Regions from separate parts of the Homo sapiens genome. Here regions 1 and 3 are each linked to region 2. Evidence: read pairs that join two places in POLR2A ChIA-PET (ENCODE). Cell type or tissue: OCI-LY7. All regions are shown on one strand.

Region 1 (2,500 bases), 300 kb after region 2:
TATTTTGTCTTTCTTCTTTTTTTTTTTTTTGAGATGGAGTCTCACTCTGTTGCCCAGGCTGGAGTTGAGTGGCACAATCTTGGCTCACTGCAACCTCTGCCTCCTGGGTTCAAGCGATCCTCCTGCCTCAGCCTCCTGGGTAGCTGCGATTACAAGAATGTGCCACCAAGCCCAGCTAATTTTTGTAGTTTTAGTAGAGACAGGGTTTCACCATATTGGCCAGGCTGGTCTTAAACCTGGCGGATCAAGAGATCCGCCAACCTCGGCCTCTCAAAATGCTGGGATTACCGGTGTGAGCTACCGCGCCTGGCCTGTCTTCATTATTCTCTCATCTCCTATATCTTCCAAATAAGCAATATTCTACTGTGTTTAGGTAGACCTTTTTTGGGTACATTGCAAATAATGTTTTATATGATAAGCAATGCTACAGTGTCTTTGTATACATCACTCTTGGGCCATTTGCAATATTACTTTAGGAGAGGTAACCAGGACAATTGCTGGCTCACTGGAATGCACATTACATTTTCAAGAAGGAGGCCAAGTTGTCCTGCTAGAAAGCTAAACAACTCAGTTTTTTACATTAGGATAGGTCATGGCAGCAGATGGTCCAGAAAACTCCAAGGGCTTAATCAACATCAGGTGGCAGTGCTGAGTAGTGTCAGGTTGGTGGGTGGCTCTTGTCATTCAGGAATATCAACTAAGGCCTCTGCATTATCTGCACCCAGGCAGTGGAAGAGGAAGGGCTTGGAGTGTGTGCACATAAAGCTTTTATGGTCAGGCCTGCATGTGGCTCACATCACTTCTTATGTTCTATTGGAGAGAACTTATTTACCTGCACTCCTGACTGCATTAGTGGCCAGCAATGTTGTCTAGCTGCGTGCCTAAATGAGGGGGATAGTGACCTTTGGTGGACAATTAGTGGTCTCTGCCCCAGTTATTAACTTACAGGCTGTCTTTGACCATTTTTGTTACTATAAAGAAATACCTGTGGCTGAATAATGTGGACTAAACTCTGATTTTTTTTTTTTTTTTTTATCTCGCCCAAATTCCTTTCTAAGGGGTCTGGGGAGTGATGCCCTACAAACCACAAATTCTCATCAGACGGATTTTATTTAACCCTATAGATTATGACTTACTTTCCAATTTGACTCTGGCATAACATTACGTGACAAAGAACAAAGCCAAAATATTTTCCAAAACATGTTTCTTTGGCTTGTTTTGAAATGGTCCTGCGAAGCTGTCCTTTGTGGGGGAAAATGTGCATCTATAAAGAATCTCTAATAACATAGCTAGATCTTTTTCTTCCATGCCCTCCCAATTCTGAATAGATTAAGTAAGAGTTTATCATCTTTTTTTCTTTTTTTAAATTTTATTATTATTATACTCTAAGTTTTATGGTACATGTGCACAATGTGCAGGTTTGTTACTTATGTATACATGTGCCATACTGGTGTGCTGCACCCATCAACTCGTCATTTAGCATTAGGTATATCTCCTAATGCTATCCCTTCCCCCTCTCCCCACCCCACAACAGTCCCCGGTGTGTGATGTTCCCCTTCCTGTGTCCATGTGTTCTCATTGTTCAATTCCCATCTATGACTGAGAACATGTGGTGTTTGGTTTTCTGTCCTTGCAATAGTTTGCTGAGAATGATGGTTTCCAGCTTCATCCACGTCACTACAAAGGACATGAACACATCATCATTTTTTTTTTTGCTTTGTGATATATTTTCTTTCTTTTTTTTTCAGTGTTTCCATTTCTTTTTATTTATTTATTTATTTATTATTATTGTACTTTAAGTTTTAGGGTACATGTGCACAATGTGCAGGTTAGTTACATATGTATACATGTGCCATGCTGGTGCGCTGCACCCACTAACTCGTCATCTGGCATTAGGTATATCTCCCAATGCTATCCCTCCCCCCTCCCCCCACCCCACCACAGTCCCCAGAGTGTGAAGTTCCGCTTCCCATGTCCATGTGTTCTCATTGTTCAATTCCCACCTATGAGTGAGAATATGCGGTGTTTGGTTTTTTGTTCTTGCGATAGTTTACTGAGAATGATGATTTCCAATTTCATCCATGTCCCTACAAAGGACATGAACTCATCAATTTTTATGGCTGCATAGTATTCCATGGTGTATATGTGCCACATTTTCTTAATCCAGTCTATCATTGTTGGACATTTGGGTTGGTTCCAAGTCTTTGCTATTGTGAATAATGCCACAATAAACATACGTGTGCATGTGTCTTTATAGCAGCATGATTTATAATCCTTTGGGTATATACCCAGTAATGGGATGGCTGGGTCAAATGGTATTTCTAGTTCTAGATCCCTGAGGAATCACCACACTGACTTCCACAATGGTTGAACTAGTTTACAGTCCCACCAACAATGTAAAAGTGTTCCTGTTTCTCCACATCCTCTCGAGCACCTGTTGTTTCCTGACTTTTTAACGATCGCCATTCTAACTGGTGTGAGATGGTATCTCATTGTGGTT
Region 2 (2,500 bases):
CCTAATTTTTTTTTTTAATCTATTTTTTTTTTTTTGTAGAGACAGGGTCTCTCTATGTTTCCCAGGCTGGTCTCAAATAATCCTCCTGCCTCAGCCTCCCGAAGAGCTGGGATTACAGGTGTGAGCCACAGTGCCCAGCCAAGAAATATTGTTTATTGAAGGTTTGCTATGCTCTCACTTTGTGTGAAGTGCCAAGGTTAGAGCAGAGAACCGACAGAAGTGGTTCCTGACCTCATGGAGCTGACAGTCCAGCAGAGGAGAGACAGGTTTGACAAACAATGATTCAGCTCCACTTTCGATGAGTTCTCTGAGAGAGTGGTGGAGGGTGAAGGGAGTGTGTTATAGTAAGACAACACCGAAAGAGGGGAAGGGAGGAGGGATCAGAGGGGGCGTCTTGGAGGAAGTGACACTTGACGGATTACGATTTGGTGTCCCCTGTGCCTCCACCTTCAGGGAGCAATGCCCTGGTTCTGGTGACATGGGCACTCAGGGTCCCCATGGCAGTTCCTTCTCATTGAGTGTCACCTCCGTCATTTGGCTTCAAGAACTGGAATATGCAAATGGCAGTCAGTTATGTGTGATCAAATGACACTGGCTACATGCTCAAGAACGAATTTAGCATCTACCACCAGCGTTCCCACAGTACTCCCAAATAACTTCTGTATCCTCCCCACCTCCAGACACACATGTATACACACACACAACCTCACACACATTCTCAAACCAGCCTGTCAGTCTACCTCACTCTCCTCTTCAGTTTCAGCTTCCACTGGTCTAGGTCCCTGGCCCATGAAGCCAGCTGATGGAGCCTCATGGTGGCCAAAGTTGAAGGGACTCAATGTGGGGACACCGAAGTGTGTGCCCAGGCCATCTCTCCAGCCTTCTAAAACCACCTGCCTTGGGGAGAGGAAGTGGGGAGAATGTCATCTGCTCTGTTTGTACTCCAGAGCAGCTCTGCTTGTGCCCCCACAAAGTCTCTCATCCAAGTTTTCTGTCAACTTTCTGTTCACAGAGTTTCACTTCCAGTTCAAGGGCTAGATGGGGAGTTGACATATGACCTTGGGCAAATTACTTACCTTCCTTGTGTTGCAATTTTCTCATCTGTAAATGAGGATAACAAAAGTACCTACTTCAGTTTAAGTGAAAAAAATTCATGTAAGTGTTTAACATAGTGACTAGCACATATTAGGTGCCCAGTAAATGTTAGCTCTTATTATTACTTTCATCATTATGATTATTTACTGGAGAATTTGGCTACATTAAATGTCTGAGCTCCAGCTCAGCTAGCCAAAGTCTACAGTTCAAAGTCTACTGTTATAACTGTAATCCCAGCACTTTGGGAGGCTGAGGCAGGTGGATCACTTGAGGTCAGGAGTTCAAGACCAGCCTGGCCAACATGGTGAAACCCTGTCTCTACTAAAAATACAAAAATTAGCCAAGTGTGATGGTGCACACCTGTAATCCCAGCTATAAGGGAGGCTGAGGCATGAGAATAGCTGGAACCCAGGAGGCAGAGGTTGCAGTGAGCCAAGATTGTGCCACCACTCTACTCCAGCCTGGGTGACACAGCAAGAGTCTGTCTCAAAAAACAAAACAAAACAAACAAACAAACAAACAAAAAAACAAAGTCTACTGTTAAATAAATTGGCATTCCAGTTTCATCCAATCGGGTTTATGAGCTTAGCTAATGTGTGTCTGCCCCTAAGAGCTAAAGCTGCCCTGGGGCCTCCCAGTCTCTTCCTTAGCCAGGCAGTGTGGTTCTGAGTACCAGAAAGCTCCTGAGGAAAACCCTCTGCCAAAATGGAACACCAAGGGAAAAGGATAAAAGCAACAATTTTGGACCAGGCTGGCATGAACTGTGATCCCAGTCTGCCATACTTATTTTTTTATTCTAAAATAACAGAGATAACATACACAATGGGCTTTCTAACTTGCCACTTTTCCCTTATCTTTTTTCCCTTTGTGAACCTAAAACATCATGTTCTTTCATGCAGTCTTTCAAAAAGAAGGAAAGAAAAAAAAAAGAAAACAACAACAACAAAAAAAATCCTTGGACATTCCAGTTCTCTGCTGGCCCAGAGAAGAACAGACTATCTGATATTTCAGCTGGAAGGCAGGGTGGCAGATTCTTTCCAATGGGGTGGCGACTTCCTCCTTACTTTCAGAACACACCCCTTCCCAAAAATACGCCCTCTTGGGCAAGTAGCACAAAGGGAGCAGACCCGGCTCTGGGCGTCAGCAAATGCCCACATCCCTTCCTTTTCCTTTTATACCCAGTGGCCTGGGAATGGCACAAGAGCTTGGGGAATTTGCCCCACCAGTCTGTGTGTGGCGTGGTCAGGCCCGGGAGTGGCCTCTCTCTCATCTCTTACCCTCTTGATCCATCTTCCAAAACAACTGCTAGAAGTAATTTTCCTGAAACCCAAATCGGATCATTATTTCATTCCACCTGCTTATGCTTGTTAACTTGTCATGGCCTTTTGTGCCCCCCAAAAGGGTT
Region 3 (2,500 bases), 190 kb before region 2:
AGGCTGGTCTCGAACTCCTGACCTCAGGTAATCTGCTTGCCTTGGCCCCCCAAAGTGCTGGGATTACAGGTGTGAGCCACTGTGCCTGGCCCCACAGCAATTCTTAAAACCACGCTTTTCTAAATTCTTGAAGTCTAGGTTGCTCGGATTTACCAAAGATAATAAAAAGAGATACAAAATGCCAAATAAAACACTACATATAGGAAGCAGTGAGTTCCCATGTCCCTAACTCAATGGAGAGAAAATTACATTATGTGCTTACCTTATCTGGTGCATTTTTGCATAACATTAAAGGAAAGACTCGTTCATGAAGCCAGTATTTGCGATTGTTGTTATTACAGCCATACAGGAAGATATTATTCTTACGACTGTGGCCATGGAAATCACAATACAACAGAACCTCTCTTTCTTCAAGAAGTCTATTGAGGGGGCAAACAAAGGACTCAGTGGACACCCAAATGCATACAAATAATTAAGGATCATTTGGTATCTCTTCCTTAAATACAGCTGTTAATACTTTCCCTCCTAAGAAAATCTCAACTCCATTGGCCTTCAATGGACCCTATCTCCATTCTCAGCCACTGCAGAAAACATGTCATCAGCTTGCCTTGCCAGTCAGAAGGACTTGAAATGGAAAATTTCTTTTTTTCTTTTTTGAGACAGGGTCTTGCCCTGTTGCTCAGGCTGGAGTGTAGTGGCCTGACCATGGCTCACTGTAGCCTTGACCTCCTGGGCTCAAGTCATCCGCCCACCTCAGCCTCCTAAGTAGTTGGGACTACAGGCACACACCAATACACCCAGCTATTTTTGTTTCTGGTTTTTTTTTTTTTTTTTTTTTTGTAGAGGCAGGGTGATAGAGTTTGGGTATTTGTCTCTGCCCAAATCTCAGGTTGAGATATAATCCCTAGTGTTGGAGGTGGCGTCTAGCGAGAGGTATTTGGATAGTGGGGGTGGATCCCTCATGAGTGGCTTGGGCCATCCCCTGGTGATACATGAGCTCTCACTCTGACTTTGCACAAGATCTGGTTGTTTAAAAATGTGTGACACTGGCCGGGCACGGTGGCTCATGCCTATAATCCCAGCACTTTGGTAGGCTGAGGTGGGTGGATCACCTGAGGTTAGGAGTTCGAGACCAGCCTGACCAACCTGGTGAACCCCATCTCTACTAAAAATACAAAATTAGCTAGGTGTTGTGGTGCATACCTGTAATGCCAGCTACTTGGCAGGCTGAGGCAGGAGAATCACTTGAACACAGGAGGTGGAGGTTGCAGTAAACCGAGATTGCGCCATTGCATTCTAGCCTGGGCATCAAGAGTGAAACTCTATCTCAAAAAAAAAAAAAAAAAAAATGGTGGGGGGAGGGGGGAGGGATAGCATTAGGAGATATACCTAATGCTAAATGATGACTTAATGGGTGCAGCACACCAGCATGGCACATGTATACATATGTAACTAAGCTGCACATTGTGCACATGTACCCTGAAACTTAAAGTATAATAATAATAAAAAAATAAATAAATAAATAATAAAAAAAAATAAAGTTTAGTTAGATCTTCCTACATGCTGTCTGCAATTCAGAAGGGTGCCTGGTGCACACAGGTAATGATACAGTAAGTTAATCCTTTAATTAATTAAATCCAGGCCCATTAACACCAGAACTGGGCTTTGACTGAACAGATAAAATATTTGACTTAATATCAACAGAGGGGACAGTATTATATGTTTTGTCCTACAAAAATATAGCTCTCTACTAAAAATGAAAAAGAACCCCACTTATACTAGAAATGATGGAAAAACATTCCCGTTATCAATTATTCATTGAAACTAAAGAATATTTAGTTTGGCTGCTAGCACAGTGCCTGGCACACAGTAAATATTCAATAAATGTATGTGAAATTGAAAAAAAAAAATGAACTCCGTCTCAAAAAAAAAAAAGTGTGGCACCTCCCCTACACTTATTCTCTCTCTCCTACTCCTGCTTTCGCCATATGATGTGCCTGCTCCCTCTTTGCCTTCTGCCATGATTGTACGCTTCCTGAGGGCTCCCTAGAAGTTGAGCAGATGCTAGCACCATGCTTCTTGTAAAGCTGCAGAACTATGAGCCAATTAAACCTCTTTTCTTTATAAATTACCCAGTCTAAGGTATTTCTTTCTTTCTTTTTTCTTTTCTTTCTTTCTTTTTTTTTTTTTTTGTTAAGACACAGTCTCACTCTGTCACCTAGGCTGGAGTGCAGTGGCGTGATCTCGGCTCACTGCAACCTCTGCCTCCCAGGTTCAAGCAATTCTAGTGCTTCAGCCTCCTGAGTAGCTGGGATTACAGGCGTGCACCACCATGCCAGGCTAATTTTTGTATTTTTAGTAGAGACGGGGTTTCACCATGTTGGCTAGGCAGGTCTCAAACTCCTGACCTCAAGTGATCTGCCTGCTTCAGCCTCCCAAAGTGCTGGGATTACAGACATGAGCCACCACGCCTGGCCAGATATTTCTTTATAGCAATGCA

What was found. ChIA-PET counts read pairs that join two places held together with the same protein. Peaks named below come from ENCODE experiments on the same cell type or tissue, not always from the same donor. Only the 100,000 strongest peaks of a DNase experiment are listed, where the experiment ranks them.
Region 1: POLR2A ChIA-PET joins it to region 2 with 5 read pairs; 2 of 35 experiments call an interaction of 5 or more read pairs at or near these places.
Region 3: POLR2A ChIA-PET joins it to region 2 with 5 read pairs; 3 of 35 experiments call an interaction of 5 or more read pairs at or near these places.

What each region holds. Positions count from the first base shown.
Region 1 is chr11:48,183,988-48,186,487 of GRCh38, forward strand. No RefSeq gene overlaps it. Among named protein-coding and RNA genes, the nearest start is that of OR4B1, 32 kb to the right of the region's middle. In OCI-LY7, a CTCF peak has its summit at 640 (motif pointing right); no DNase peak of the experiment used is centred here.
Region 2 is chr11:47,879,107-47,881,606 of GRCh38, forward strand. No RefSeq gene overlaps it. Among named protein-coding and RNA genes, the nearest start is that of NUP160, 32 kb to the left of the region's middle. RefSeq lists an enhancer at 210-379. In OCI-LY7, no CTCF peak of the experiment used is centred here; a DNase peak (open chromatin) is centred at 965.
Region 3 is chr11:47,685,631-47,688,130 of GRCh38, forward strand. AGBL2 (AGBL carboxypeptidase 2) reads right to left here. Exons shown (of 19, transcript NM_024783.4): 11 at 263-419. Among named protein-coding and RNA genes, the nearest start is that of AGBL2, 28 kb to the right of the region's middle. In OCI-LY7, no CTCF peak of the experiment used is centred here; no DNase peak of the experiment used is centred here.